Regions from separate parts of the Homo sapiens genome. Here region 1 is linked to region 2. A link is a loop called in an ENCODE intact Hi-C map of the cell type or tissue named here. Cell type or tissue: PC-3. All regions are shown on one strand. Links, peaks and the distances in the headings refer to the core of each region. The heading gives the core; the rest is flanking DNA. Region 1 overlaps MITF (melanocyte inducing transcription factor). Region 2 overlaps MITF (melanocyte inducing transcription factor).

Region 1 (7,342 bases), core at 1,773-4,272, 51 kb before region 2:
TTGTCAGTCATTCATGCATTCTTCTTTCCTTCTATCCATCTATCCAGCAAATATTTAAATACTTACTATGTGCCAGGCACTGAGAAAAAGGTAAGTACAAGGAACCTGCCCTTAAGAACACAGGACAAATAGATAAATAAAAGGATTACAAGTTGAATTAAGTGCTATAAAAGAAAGAAGCTTGCTTCAAGAGCACAAAACAAAAGGAGATGTTTCTTCTTTAGGAAGGATGGTCTGGGAAGACCTCTCTGAGGAAGAAATATAAGACCTGCAAAACATCATCTGCCAGGTCAGGAGGCGCCAGGCCAGGGAAGGAGTTGCAGAGGAGAGAGAAGAGGGCTCTAGCATTCTGTCCTCCCTGTACCCTCTTCCCATTGGCATGTGAGTGTGAGTCTTGGGTTTCTCTGGAGTGAACGCCTGGAAAGCAGAGCCTCTTGCATCTTCATCCTTGTCTTCCCCATGGCGCTGAGAACAGTGCCTCTCACACACATGCTGGGAAAACTAATAAATGTTTGGATTGAAGGGCCTTTCGGTGGCATGTGACTTTTCCCAGAATGTGAGTGTGAGGCCATCTGGACAAAAGAGATGTGTGTGTTACTCTTGAGAGTACTTTGTGAGTTTCATTATTACTTTGATGAAACTCTTTAATTACCCCACAATAAGGCTTTCATTGAACATTCCACATGGATATTTTAAAGAATTAAAATGTATGAGTAACTTCTTTATTCAATAAATAAAAGGAGCTTCCATTCTTGAGTATTTTCCTGCCACTCTTAACAGACCATTTACATAGATAATATTATATATAGCTATATATATTATAATGTTATATTATATATTAGTGGTTTCTAGACTTGACTTCACTTTAGACCCCTATGAGAATCATTTTTTAGAAACACAGAATTCTAAACCATACCCCTGCAGAATCTCACTCACTCATTTGTTTGGGGAAAGATCCTTGAACTTTATACTTCTTAAATCTCCTGTATTTATTTTAAGGAGGTGGGGTAAGGAGAAGGCTCCTCAAGTGCTTCTGATAGGAAGACAGGTTGGGGAACCATTGGCTGGGATCATAATGAAACATTCCAAGACCAAGTAGATGCTTCTTAAATTGTGTGTAGTTCATGGGCCAACATAGGACCCAGCACATAGTAAGCTCTCAAGTGTTAACTGTTGTGGGGCTATTGAGTAGAAGTATGAGTTTACTGGAAAGAAAAATGACTATCAAAAGAAAGAATATAAGAAAATATGGTGTGCTCGGGCTGGGCAATAAAACATTTAATGCCTAAATAAAATAAGAAGAATTTTGAGCTATGATAAAACAGTAGCATTACTTTTCTTCAGCTAAGTCTTGGACAGGATAACAAGTAAAATCCCTTATCTCTTTTCTAACCTGTTCAAAGCAGTGATTGAATTTTTCCTTCCAAAAAGATTCTGAAACCCAGTTTAGCTTCCAAGGAAAAAGTTGGCTGTCACTTGGATGGTTGATTACTTTAAATCCCATTTTAGTTAAGGTTCAGCTTTTAAAGGGTCAGTAAGAATTCTGATGACTGTAGTTGATTTGCTGCAATTTAGGGCAAAGAGTAGTACTTATTATTGCAGAAGCACTGGAGTACTGGTGATGTTTTTATTCTGCATTTTGTGCTTAGTTTTTCTGATATTATTTTTTCCTCCCCAACCACACTACAAATTCTTAGTCTGTGTTTAAACTTAGGATTTGGGTATCTCTCTCTATCTCTCTTTCCCTCTGTGTGTGTGTGTGTGTGTTCATATGCATATACATATATGTATACAAACTCAGGAAACACATCTGAATAGTACAGATGTGCCCAAGACAGTTGCTTACATATTACGTTGATTCATTTTAAAGATATTCATCAAGCCATGGACTGTTTATTCTGCTGAGTTCTAGGGATACAACATTAAACCAAACGGACATGGTTCTTGATATCCAGAAGACATGTGTTCGTTAATTTGGGTGATGACTTGAGGAGCAGTATTTTAGTGCTGGGAAATGCACGTAACATCTCATGAATTTTGTATATGGTGGCCTGTGTTCATATTTAAGCCAAGCTTTGGTCCATTTGCTAGTGGACGTTTCATTGCTGTATCCAAGAAGGTTCCCTTAGAACTGTACTGTAAGGTAGATCTTTCTAAAGTACTGGTGTAAATTGTCAATAGAAATATTTCTTGAGGCGGTGGATTGTCCAACATAAAAAGTCAGGTGATGTTACTGGCTGAACCTGCCAGGGGAATATTTGGCACCACATTATGTCCCCTTCGGGAAGGGCTGGAATTGATACCATTGGTTTCGTGATCAATATTTGAGAACTCATGGAGGGTACAGATTTTCCCTGTGTGTGAGCATGTAATAAATCAGAGTTTCAGTTCTAAGATGTACCCGAGTGCCTTGTAGGTTTACTCAGCTTTAAATAGTGCCTAAGGTGAGAGAGAAAATCTGGCTTGAACTTTTATTTATTTTATTTCATTAAAATTTATTTTTAAGAGATGGGGTCTCCATTGCCTGGGCTGGTCTTGAACTCCTGGTCTTAAGCAAACCTCCCACTTCAGCCTCCCAAGTAGCTAGGATTACAGGCATCTGCCACCGTCCCTGGCTTGATTTTTTAGAAAATTATCCCTTAAAGTTTCTGATATGGTTATTCCCTATCCTTTCTTTATTTCTTGCTCTTCCACTTTCTTGATTTTTCATTTGTTTTTTTCACTCTGTCTCATTTCTCTTAGTTCTCTAGATTGGTCAATATTAATACAGGACAGGTAGCACTAACCATGATTATAATTGTAAGAGCTTTTTTAAAAATTGAGCGTTTATTATGCATCAGAGACAATGCTGAACACATTACTTGTCATCTCTTTCAGTTCTAACAATAACCTATGGGTAGTCACTTATTTCTCCTTTCTCAGGTGAAAGAACTGGGGCCCAGAAAGTTTAGAAAATTTGTACAAAGTCATAGAATTAGTAAGTGGTGAGATTTGAACCTGGATAAATAAACGTCAGAATCTATGTTCTTGATTTTCATGCCAAACTGTGCTAGAGGCAGGAAAAGAGAGGTGGGATAGGTTAGTAAGATAAATAGTGTAACATCTTAGTCATCTGTTTACCCCAATACCTGGTACAGTACCTGGCATGTAGAAAGTGCTCAATGACTGCTGTTGATGAACTTTCTCCTCTAATCGTATTTATTGGTCCTTAGTTTTACGAGCAATCTGCCCACTTTTCTCCACTTTGCACATCTGCCCTTCCCATGAGCTACCATCACCTCCTACCAGGACTATTGCAGTAGCTAACTCTGACAGTTTTCTAGTTGGCTGTCAACATAGCAACCAGAGAGACCTTTCTAAAAACTCAAATCTGAGCTCATCGTTCCCCTGCTTGCCATCTCTCTGTGGTTTCTTGTTCATCTTGAAACAGAATCAGTGACCTTTCCCTGGCCTACCAGATCCTTCATGGTCTGGTCCTGGTCACTGTGTAGGTCTCACGGGCACCATGTTTTTCCTTCATACTATGTCCTTCAGTGATAGTGAGTCTGCCTGCCAACTTCCCACCTCATAGTTCTTACATATGTTGTTACTGCTGCCTGGAAAGCATTTTTTCTATACTCCTCCTCTCCCCAACTCAGATCTCAGACCAGAAGTCCCTGCCTAAGGAAAGCCTTTCCTGACCCTTAAATTTTAACTTTTTCACCTCTCTGCAGCAGTTATGACATTTTTCATTACATATTTATGTGATTATTTAATATGTGTTTCCCATTAGACTGTAAACTCCACGAATTTACACAATGCCTGGGACACAGTTGGTGTTCCATAAATATTTATTGAACAAAAGAAAGAAAGAATGAATAAAATGAGCAGAGAATAAACAGAACCAGAAATAGTTTGGCCGAGACTCCTGGCTAGATATTTCCTAGCATTAGAGGGAAGTTAAAAAAAAAGATAATTTCATTATATCACGTAATTTGAGTTTGATTATGGCTGAAGAGGTTGCATTATTTTCCAACCATTTACTTTGGAGATAAATGTAGGCACAGAGAGGTGAAGTAACTTGCCCAGTGTATGCAGCTAGTCAGTGTCAGATGTCTTTGTTATGACCTTTGAATTGTGTGTAGGGAGAAACATACATACAATATTTTCACAACTCTGTAGGGCATCTTTGGTGTGCTGAGTCCTGTAGGAGCTGCATGAATATTTGATAATATTGATGTTGTCATGTCTGCATTTTAAAGTGTTTTTTGAGAACATGTATTGCTGTTTTTTCTTCTTGTATACCAATGTGTTCAGAATTAGATTGGATGACAGTCTTAAGAATACACAGTTTATGGCCTAACGATTTGTGTGTCCTGAAAGATGGTGGCCATAATTAGGAGCAGTTTGTGTTTTACTTCCACCAGAACCGGGCAAGGACAACCCTCCTAATATTCTTGGGGTCTGAGGGTAAGGAATGCTGTTTTGGATCTCTAGCCTGTCAGCAAGGAGGGCATATTCAATTATCAAGCTCCAAAAATGCCTGTGCACAGATGCAAAACACCTAGAGTTGTGTGATGAGTTGATGCCCGAGAGCTCCCAAACTGAGAGGGGACACAAGCAGTTCCACAGTCCTCCCTCCTAGATTCTGTGACTCCAGTAAGTGTTGACAATTCACTGGTATGTGAAATTACCTCTCCTTTTAAGTTCTCTAATAATGTGCAGTCTCTGCAAGCCTCAGCCAGTACCGGAGCTGGGTAAGGCTAAATAAGCTTCCCGAGGTGCTTGCCTGGCTGCTGGGCTGCCTCCCTGGCCGTGCCTGGGTCCTTGAGTAGCCCTCATTGTGGTGTGAGGCAGCGTTTTTGTCCTGCAGGTACAGTAGGTACTGGATTAAACAGGTCTGCTGTTGCAGACAGAAACCAGGCACCGTTCTAGCACAGAGCTGTGTTTGGATTGGAGTTTCCAGGGCCTTATCAGGAGCCACCCCTAGTGACACAGCCAGTGCCAGAACTAACTTTGACTTTCACTCTTCGCCAAGGGCTTGCAGAACACCTTAAAGGAAAAAAGATGGAGGCGCTTAGAGTTCAGATGTTCATGCCATGCTCCTTTGAAAGCTTGTATCTGTAAGTGAAGTTTTATTCTGGAAATAATCCCGGGACCACTTAAGAGGAGCAGTTTTTTTTCTCTTTAAGGGGGAGGATAAAGGAAGAGAAGGGTTTATTGGGAGTTAAAAATACTGAAGCTGTTACTTCTCACTGGCTTTAATCAGCTTCAGCTGTAACCTCTGGTAGGTGGCTATGACAAGGATAACAACTAATTTGGGGGTGGGGGTGGGGGTGGTAGATAGAAATGCTAACCCAATATCCTTGCCCTCTCCTTTAAAATTGAATACTGGTCTTAAGTTAATAATGACAAAAATACCGCGACTGCTTGAAAAATCTGAGTTAGAGCAGAGCTTGATTTATGATTGCAAGATAGACTGCAGCCCAGCTTTGTTATGAATAAAACAGGATTTTCTTCAGGAAAACTGTGTGTTTAATACAGTAGTAACATTTGTCCAAACTCTCCCATTGTAAACACTGTGAATTTTTGGTTTCTCCCCCCACCTTTTTTTTTTTTTTTTCCTGACTGTGGAATGGTAACAGTTGCATTAATGAACATCTTCTTTGCATTCTTGTATATTGATTTTTTTCTCTTGGAAGGGGAAACAGACATCCAAACATCAGAATTGTCTGCCTGGCATATAAATGTAGAACAAGTTTAAAAAATGGCAATTTCAAAGAAATATTAAAATGGAGAAAAACTAAACAGAGTATAGTTCCCCCCACATCCTTTAACATTTACTTTCACTGTTAGGTGATAAGATTTGAAAACAGTGCTAAAAGCTGTGTCCCCAAGTGAATAGGCATTCAAGCAAATCAACTTATGCAAAAGCTACCTCTGGAGCTTAATCATTATTTACTGAACGTTCCTGGGTCATGGGAGAGGTTCTGATTAAGTCAGAAAGGCATTATGTTCAGCAGCTTGTGAAGGTGTGTTTAAAGACAGCAAGAATAATGGAAAAATACTAGATGTAGCAGATCTATTTTTAGAATTTGATTCTTAAAAAATATAAATATAATTACCATAAGTTTAAGTGTGGGTTAAAGTTCATCATTTTCAGTAGATACATCTTTAAAAGGTCTTATAAAAGGTAGTTTTAAAAATGATTTCTAACTTCTTGAGCTTCTATTTCTGCTGCAGTTTGTTTTAACAGATACTTTAGATTTTTTTCATTCTTTATGTCGTCATAACAGCTTAATTACTCACCTCTATAAAATGTTAGAGCATTTTCTAAACAAAGTATATATAATTATGTGTTTAAAATGTCACTATGCTAGAAATGTTATAAATTTTTGCCTTATTAATGAGATACTAGCTGGGGAGATGATGTCTACTCTTTGTGATTCATTCTCTACAAAAATATACTCTAACTTACTAATTTTTTAATATTAATAATGGATGGCATGAACAAATGAAACTTGCTATTCTGATTCTACGTAAGAATGGTAGTAATGTCAAACCTGAATTCACAGCCAAATTAATTCTTAATTTTGAATTTCATTCTTTTAGTTAACTAAAATACTTGTCGTAAGAGCATGCTTCCCTTATACACTCTCAGAATGAAATTCTTCACAAACACGTTTGACAAAACTTGTTCACTGAGTTATTGCCCATTAACTTTTCTGTGCGTATTCTTTTAGGAGAGCACACACTGTGAATTAATTGTTTTGTATTTTCCTCTAGGAAAGAAAAGGAACATGATAGCAGAAGGCAGCATTCTAGAATTTTGGCTCCCTAGAAAGTAACTTGTCAGCTTTGACTCGTTTTTAGATATTAAGATGTTCAGCAGATACCATTTCAGGAATTAAAACACAGACTAGAAGAATTCATTGCCTAACTTTTACTCATGTCCACATGGTTTGTGGGAACTATGCTAAGTATTGTGCTTGTATTAACACATTTAATTTTCACAACTGCTCTATGAAGAAGATATGTCTTTCCACCCCCATTTTGCAGCTGAGAAAACTGAGGCTTGGATAGGTGAAAAACCATGCCCAAGTGATACAGCTAAGAAATGACAGGGCTAGGAATTTGACCCAGGGATCCTGGCTCCAGGGCTTAATGCTATTATCTGTTGTGGTCTGTGGATTTTCACTTAAGATACTAAATGAATCAATATTTCTTCCTCTGCTTTTTTATCTAGTGGGTTTCTCCTATCCCTAGATTTCTGAATTACCAAACTGTAACTCATTTGAGCTCTTGAGGGGCCGTGTTTGGTCCTGATGCCACGGTTTTCGTCTACCAGGTGTATTTCCCTGAG
Region 2 (7,342 bases), core at 1,692-4,191:
ACCCTGCAGAAGCCATAAAGGAGACAAACATGGGGATGTTCACTGCAGCATTATCTGTGATTGCAACAAACTGCAGTCAACCTAAATGCCCATCAATAAGGGAGTAGATTACATGGCACATCATAAAGGAGAGAAAATAAATGAATTAGATGGGTGTGTTTTTTCATGGATAGATCTCAGAAACTAAATATTGAGTGATAAAAGCAAGTTTGTTCAAGCACATGTATGGTCAACAAGTATGTAATTTTTGAAGAAAATCACACAAAGTTATAGGTGCTATCTTGCAAAAGCATAAACACATGGATTGGATGACTACACATCAAATTCTGGGTAATAGTTGCCTCTGGGGAGGGAGAGCAGGGAACTTATGGGGCTTATTGTTGTCTTCAATATTTAATACAAAGCAAACATGGTAATATTTTTGGTTTTTTTTCATTCTGGGAGACAGAACAATGACTATTCTATCATTTACCACAAATTTTAAAAGTTAACAAAAAAGGTAAGGAATACTTTCAGGGAAATAAAAGTAATGAGGCGCATCTCAACCAAGGTGTTCATCAGAAACTTGCCATCACTGTATTTGCTTGCACATGTTCTAGTCATCTCTGTTGGTATTTTCCCTCATACTATCATAATCTTTTAGGACAGGAACTTTGCCTATGATTTCTTTGAAGCCAAGCCTCATGCAATTTACCAAAGAAAGTATGATCATCATTCTATAAGCCACACACAGAAATTGTTAGAAAGCTTCACAAACCTGCTAGAGTCAGTGTTGGGGAAAGTGTGGGTGAATGGGCACTTGGATCCTCTGTTGGTTAGAATATAAACAGAATTGCTTTTTGCAAGGAATTTGGGCTGCATCTCTCAACATGGAAAACAGGCAGTCTCTTTGGCCAACTATCCTCTACCTCAAAGACCCCACACTCCAGAAAGCCTATATAAAGGTCCAGTATGTTCATAATGCAAGAATATTCAATTCTGCATTACTTACCATAGTGAAAATTGAGAACAATAGAAATGCCTTTGAATCTGGGAATGATTTAAAATTTTTAGTAATAAAATGGAACATTTGGTGGCTGCTTTTGAAAAGAAAGATAGATCTAGGTGTGTTGACATGGAAAGTTGTCTAGGATATATTATTATTATTTAAAAAGCAAGCGGCAGAAAAATATGTATCATGTAACCAGATGTTTGTTTTGAATGGATGTATATAGATATATAATTATATTTTATTTAATTCTATTTGAATTAGCCTATAAATAAAGCAGAGAATGCATGTAAACTCTTAAATTAATTAAAGAGTAGAGATAAGAGAGAGTAGGGAGTGGGGGCTTTTTGTATTTGTTTATATTTGTCTTTATTCTTTTGGGATTTTTTGATGAGCTTGTTTTCTCATTTTTAATGTACAGTGTTAGTAGTATTACTGATGTCTGAATGACACTTCCACCTAAAGATATGAAGGAAGCACGTCATGTATTGCATTTCATGTTTTATACCACTATTTTTCTTTAGGAGATGAATTCTTCCTTGAGAGATCTCATTTGCCTTTTTAGTAATCTAAGGTTTTTCTAAGACTCCAAAGAAACCTGAGGTAATGGAGCAGTGACAATGGTGCACAGTTGAGTTTGCATGAAGGTGACTCAGATTTCAGCCCTTGAGGTGCCTGATCATCACACATAGTGATTGACTGCATCTCATTTATGATGGTGCAGTCTACTCTTTTCAGATATAAATAATAGCACAGCTCATTGGACAGGAAGGGAGAGCCAGGTAGTTCCCTGGTTGCATGGGTGTGTAAACTAGGCCAGTGATTTTACATCATCCTAACGAACGTATTAATAGCATGATAAAACGAAGGCCCTTGAATTGTTTTGGTGGTGATGCCTACTCAACCTTCCCATATTCAAGATGATATAAAGCTGTAACAGGCTTTCAGAAATGCAGTCTAGATTTGATATAGTGCTTTTTATTAACTGTGACACAATGGATTATGGCACTTCAAATGAGAAGGGGAATTTTCTTCCTTTTTGAAATGTGAATTAACAAAATGCTTATTCTCAGTAGAAGTTGTTTTCATGGGCTTTTCCATTTATTTCTGCTGTGGTTGCCTTCCTCTACTGCCTCTTTGCTAGACAGGCAAACAGTCACACACACATAGTTCATATACCCATTAAATCATGCTATTAGAATGGAACTTTTTTGTTTGTTTGTTTTTTGAGTTGGAGTCTCACTTTGTCACCCAGGCTGGAGTACAATGGTGTGATCTTGGCTCACTGCAACCTCTGCCTCCCGGGTTCAAGAGATTCTCCTGCCTCAGCCTTTTGAGTAGCTGGAATTACAGGCACATGCCACCACAACTGGCTAATTTTTGTATTTTTAGTAGAGACAGGGTTTCACCATGTTGGCCAGGCTGGTCTTGAACTCTTGACCTCAGGTGATCCGCCTCCCTCGGCCTCCCAAAGTGCTGGGATTACAGGCATGAGCCACCACACCCAGCCTGAACAACTCTGTTTTTGAGGAACGGTTTTATATTTCAGAAGAGGATATTTCAATTGGGTCATGCTGGGAAAACTCCCCAGGAGATGAACCTGCCACTTCATCGTGCAGTTATTGTCTGTACTTGCACAAATTATTGCTTCTTCTGGCTTGGGATACTTCATCTACTTGTGAGTTGGCAGTAGTGACACCTACCTGTCCCCCCCTGGAGCACTGGGCTGATGTCATCATTGTGCGGTGTTGGATGAGTAAGTACTCGAGAAAGGGTGATTGCCAAGGGCTGGGTAGTTCTTCAGGGGGATGGGCTGTGTTAGTTGCCTGGTTGTTAAAATAGGAGATTAAGAAGAGGAATCCTGAGCCTGACTTCTTCCTTTGCAACCCATGACCTCATTTTGTCTGACTTTTTTCCTTTAGCAGTTAAGGCCATTATACTCTACAGATATATTCCAGAGGAAGTGGAGGGCTCCACCTTTAAAAATAATAAGCAATTCAGGACAGTTCATATAAAGTCAGGATTTGAATAGATATTTATTAAATGTCTGCCATGAGTAATGTATTCCACTAAGCACAAGGGGGAGATATAAAACGTAGTTTAGTAGGTTCTTCATAGGTTCTAATGAAATGTAAACACCTTACGAGAAGTGTATTCCTTTATGTCACAAGGAACCCTTGTGTTCTGTAGGTCAATCACTGTGCAATACTACGTAGATTCAGAGATAGTTATTAAGCATAATAAATCAATCACACTTTTCTCTAAAGCTCAGTAGAGATACTACCTGTCTCCACATATTACATTTGATTGTAAGATACAGCCTAGAGAAAAATGTTAGAATCTCATTGCAGTGATTTCCAATGGGAAGAAATCTAAGAGAATCCATTCATTTGAGATTTTCTGTATTATAAAATTATTTTCTAAACCAGAGTCTATAATAGATTTCCTTTAAACACAAGAATATATATCATAAGCATAATAAAAATGAATCATACCACACAATTCTTGTTTGTATAAAGAAATCCTAATACATGAAAATTAATGAATGATATTGCCACTTCATATATATATTTGTATGTACAAATATTTATATATATTTAAATATGTACCTATTTAAAATATATATATTTATAACCTAATGCCTGTATTTACAGGATTAATAAAACCATAACCCTATGTCAGAGTTTTTAATAGCTAGCAACAATAAGCAACTTTTGTTAATTTTGAAAGAAAATGAATTTATTGACAGGGTATTGGGTTACCTGCTGAGTTGCTAGGCAGTAAGAAGACCAGGCTTGGAACCGGGAGCAGTACCTCTAACACACTGCAGAATTGGTCTGGAGAGCAATGGAAGCCTGCTTCTCTGTTTCTATTGCACCAATAATTCAGTCTTCCCACAGCCTTGCCCACTCCCTGTGGTCCCTGTTCCTTTTCCTTATCCTTTATCTCTAACACCTGAGTCCAGTGCAGAACACCTGATTGGTGGATCCTCAGTCACATGTTCATTCCCTAGCTGCAAGGGAGGCTGGCAAAGGAACACCTGCATTTTCTCATTTCTAGAGTAGGAGGATGATTCTGCAGCCAAAGCAATTGCCAAATTGTTATTACAATAATTATGCTAGAAAGTTTGAAAGGCAGAAAACATGAAAACATCATCATATTCCATTGTTCTGATACAAAACTATTTTAAAATAAAATTATCCCAGTCTTTTTCCTATTCATATGTTTTTACATTTGTGCAATCATAGATTTTATACTTTTACATCTGCATTTTATTTTCAGTGTCTTTTTTTATGTTGCTATATACACATATATCATTTTAAATAATCACATAATAATTCAAATAAACTGACTTATTTTGCCATTCTTCTAATGTCAGAGATTACTGATAAATTTTCATTATTTTGAAAAATAATTTTATGAACGTGTTCACATCTAAAGCTTTGGCATCTGAATGTTGTATTTGGGGCTTCAGAACCCAGAAGGAAATCTTATCAACCCTTGAGTCTTTAATAATAAAATTAGTATACTTGATTTATACCTTTCCTTAATTGACTTAAACACAAACACAGTCCTCCTTTTGATGTGAAATTTTACAAGTTCGGAATTGAGTGAGTTAAATTTGGGATTGTTTAAAAAATTTTAAACATTTTATGTAGGCAAGCTATGTTTGTTAAGCAAATATTTACTAAAAAGTACTGCTTTTTAATTTAATACTAGGAAAACAAATAAATGACCTAATAATAAATATCCTGTATCTAAACAAGGTAATATGATGCACATCATAATAAACTTATGACTGTCATATGACTGTTAACACTGACCTCAATATTTTTTAAAGTAAAAAGTTTCGATTTCATCACGATTACATATATCAGAATATTTTCCTTACCTTGGATGTTGTGAGTCAGTTACGGTATTTACAAGTGGATTCTTGTAGAATTAAGTGATATTATCATAAAATAAACACATCATGGTGTATTAGTTAGCCCCTTGGTAAATCTGCCAGTCTACCATTTTTAATATTTAGAATACCTTCTGTCTCCTGTAAGATTCTGGTATTGTTGCTTGTTCATTTGACATATGTTTAGTGCATGTCTAGTACATGTTGGACACTAAGTGTCCATATTATATGTCCAGTGCATGATGGGCAGCATATTAAGTAACAGGGTATAAAAACAAGAAAAACAAGAAGGACATCTGACCTGACATTTAGAGGCTTAAATCGAGCAGGTGATATTATAGTCTGGAAATGGATGTGTGTGGGTGTATCTGAAAAATCACAATAGACTGGTTCTGGGAATAATGACCGAAAAGTCTCTTTTGTGCATATTTAAGTTACTGGCATTAAGGTTAGTATGCATGGTTTGAGGACTTGGGACTGGGAAATTCTTAGGTATTGGTTACCATCCCTGACTTTGAAATATGAAAATATGATGATATTTGACTTGATACAGTTGCCTCCTTTTTTTTTTTTTTTTTTTTTGACATCTTTAGCCCTTAAAGTCAGCCTGGCTTATGATTCTGCTCTTAGATGAGGGTGGTTCATTCATGGTATGGTGCTGAAGAGGAATTAGTGTAGCAAAATCAGAAGGCTTGGGGAAAAGCATAGGGTTTTTCAGCATTAAATCTCTCCTTATATAACATTCCTTATATTCTTCTTCCCACTGATGATTCCATTTCTATCCCTTGGAATCTAGCAAAGGGCTATTTGTAGCTGCAAGTATTCCCTGGAATTGGGATCCTACAACATGTAAAGAGTCAAGAATCGTAAAATGTAATTTAAATTAATAATCCAGATCTGAACTGTACTCTCAGAGGTTAAACCAGACATAATCTTTCAGGATCTTGGTGGGCAGGTTGGTTGGTACATTTTATGTCTTAGGGATATGTATAGATCCTCCTTTAGAAAAGATAGAGACTGTTTTTTGTTTTTGTTTTTGTTTTTGTTTTTGAATAAGACAACTTTTGCTCCAGTTCTGCTAGCATGGTTGGGGACCACATTAAAATTCCACTTTGATCAATAGAAAGACAAATACCATAATGTTGTCAGAGTTTTTTTCTCAGCATGGGATTGTTATATGTTGTTCCTTCCTTTTGCTCATCCTTTTCTCTAAATTTTCTCCAGTCATGTACATTATGGGTTTTGGGGTTTTGTTTTTGTTTTTGTTGAGACACAGTCTCACTCTGTCACCCAGGCTGGAGTGCAGTGACATGGTCTCTGCTCACTACAACCTCCACCTCCCGGGTTCAAGTGATTCCTGTGCCTCAGCCTCCTGAGTAGCTGGGATTACAGGAGTTCACCACCATGCCTCGCTAAATTTTTTGTTTTCGCCATGTTGGCCAGGCTAGTCTCGAACTTCTGACCTCAAGTGATCTGCCTGCCTCAGCCTCCCACAGTGCTAGGATTACAGGTGTGAGTCACCACGCCTGGCCCACATTATATTTTTAATAAGGAAAGTAATAAAATTGGTGTCTTTTCCTGGTATTAAGGATGACAAGATGAATTCAATAAAATTTCCTTGGTGTTTTTTCTCTCGTATGTTCCTTTTTGTGACAACAATTTTGGGACTTTTAAAATAAGTATGTTTGCCATATCACTGATAGCAGTGCATTGATTACCTCTGAGAAATGAAGCCACGATGCATCCTGCATATTTGGTTGGTTTGGAGTCCAGCACATCAGGGTTCAGATCTCTGGTTATATGAAAGCAGGCAAGTCACATCAAGCTAGTTATGTAACCCTCTGCCCTCAGTTTCCTCATCTGTGAAGTGAGACTAGTGGTAGCACTTACATTCATTGTGAGCATCAAGAAATATTAATGTATGAAAAGGCTTGAGCATTATGCTTTGTATATAAGAGATGCTCAATAAAAGTTAACCTTCCTCTCTTATTTTCTTTTCTCTGAAGGGAGAGGGTGAGAATTGTTACAACTTATTCTCATACTCTCCAATAACTATTTTGAATATGGAAAATGGCATGGCTTGTTGTTAAGTAAATAATCATGTTCTATATTAGGGAAAAAGAATAAAAAATTTTGCATTATTTAGCCTTTTGTTATGTTTTTCCATAGTCATTTCTATTATTTCAAGAAATCTTTCTCTGTCTCTTCTCGCTCGTTCTCTTTTACATCCAAGGTTGACTTTCTAAGCATATTCAGTGGTAAAGGTATAACTGCATCATCCCATATTTCAATACCAAAACGGGGAGAAGAAAACACTTAAATTCAGCCACCACAGTGCATTTTCCAAAGTGTTAATTAAATAATATACATAATACAAGGAAGCTTCAGTTTGGCGATTGAAACCACTTGCCATTTTGCTAAAAGTAAGAGCCCATTTAAGTCCATTTAAG

The links. Peaks named below come from ENCODE experiments on the same cell type or tissue, not always from the same donor. Only the 100,000 strongest peaks of a DNase experiment are listed, where the experiment ranks them.
Region 1: it touches region 2 in a loop (4-fold over the local background); 4 of 110 quality-filtered maps call a loop at or near these places.

The regions. Positions count from the first base shown.
Region 1 is chr3:69,861,245-69,868,586 of GRCh38, forward strand. The region is part of intron 1 of MITF (melanocyte inducing transcription factor); the gene reads left to right. Among named protein-coding and RNA genes, the nearest start is that of MITF, 130 kb to the left of the region's middle. RefSeq lists a promoter at 2,832-5,034 and a cis regulatory region at 4,848-4,949. In PC-3, for the core only: no CTCF peak of the experiment used is centred there; a DNase peak (open chromatin) is centred at 3,097; H3K27ac peaks cover 2,285 bases.
Region 2 is chr3:69,911,924-69,919,265 of GRCh38, forward strand. The region is part of intron 2 of MITF (melanocyte inducing transcription factor); the gene reads left to right. Among named protein-coding and RNA genes, the nearest start is that of SAMMSON, 84 kb to the right of the region's middle. In PC-3, for the core only: a CTCF peak has its summit at 3,096 (motif pointing right); a DNase peak (open chromatin) is centred at 2,718; H3K27ac peaks cover 1,499 bases.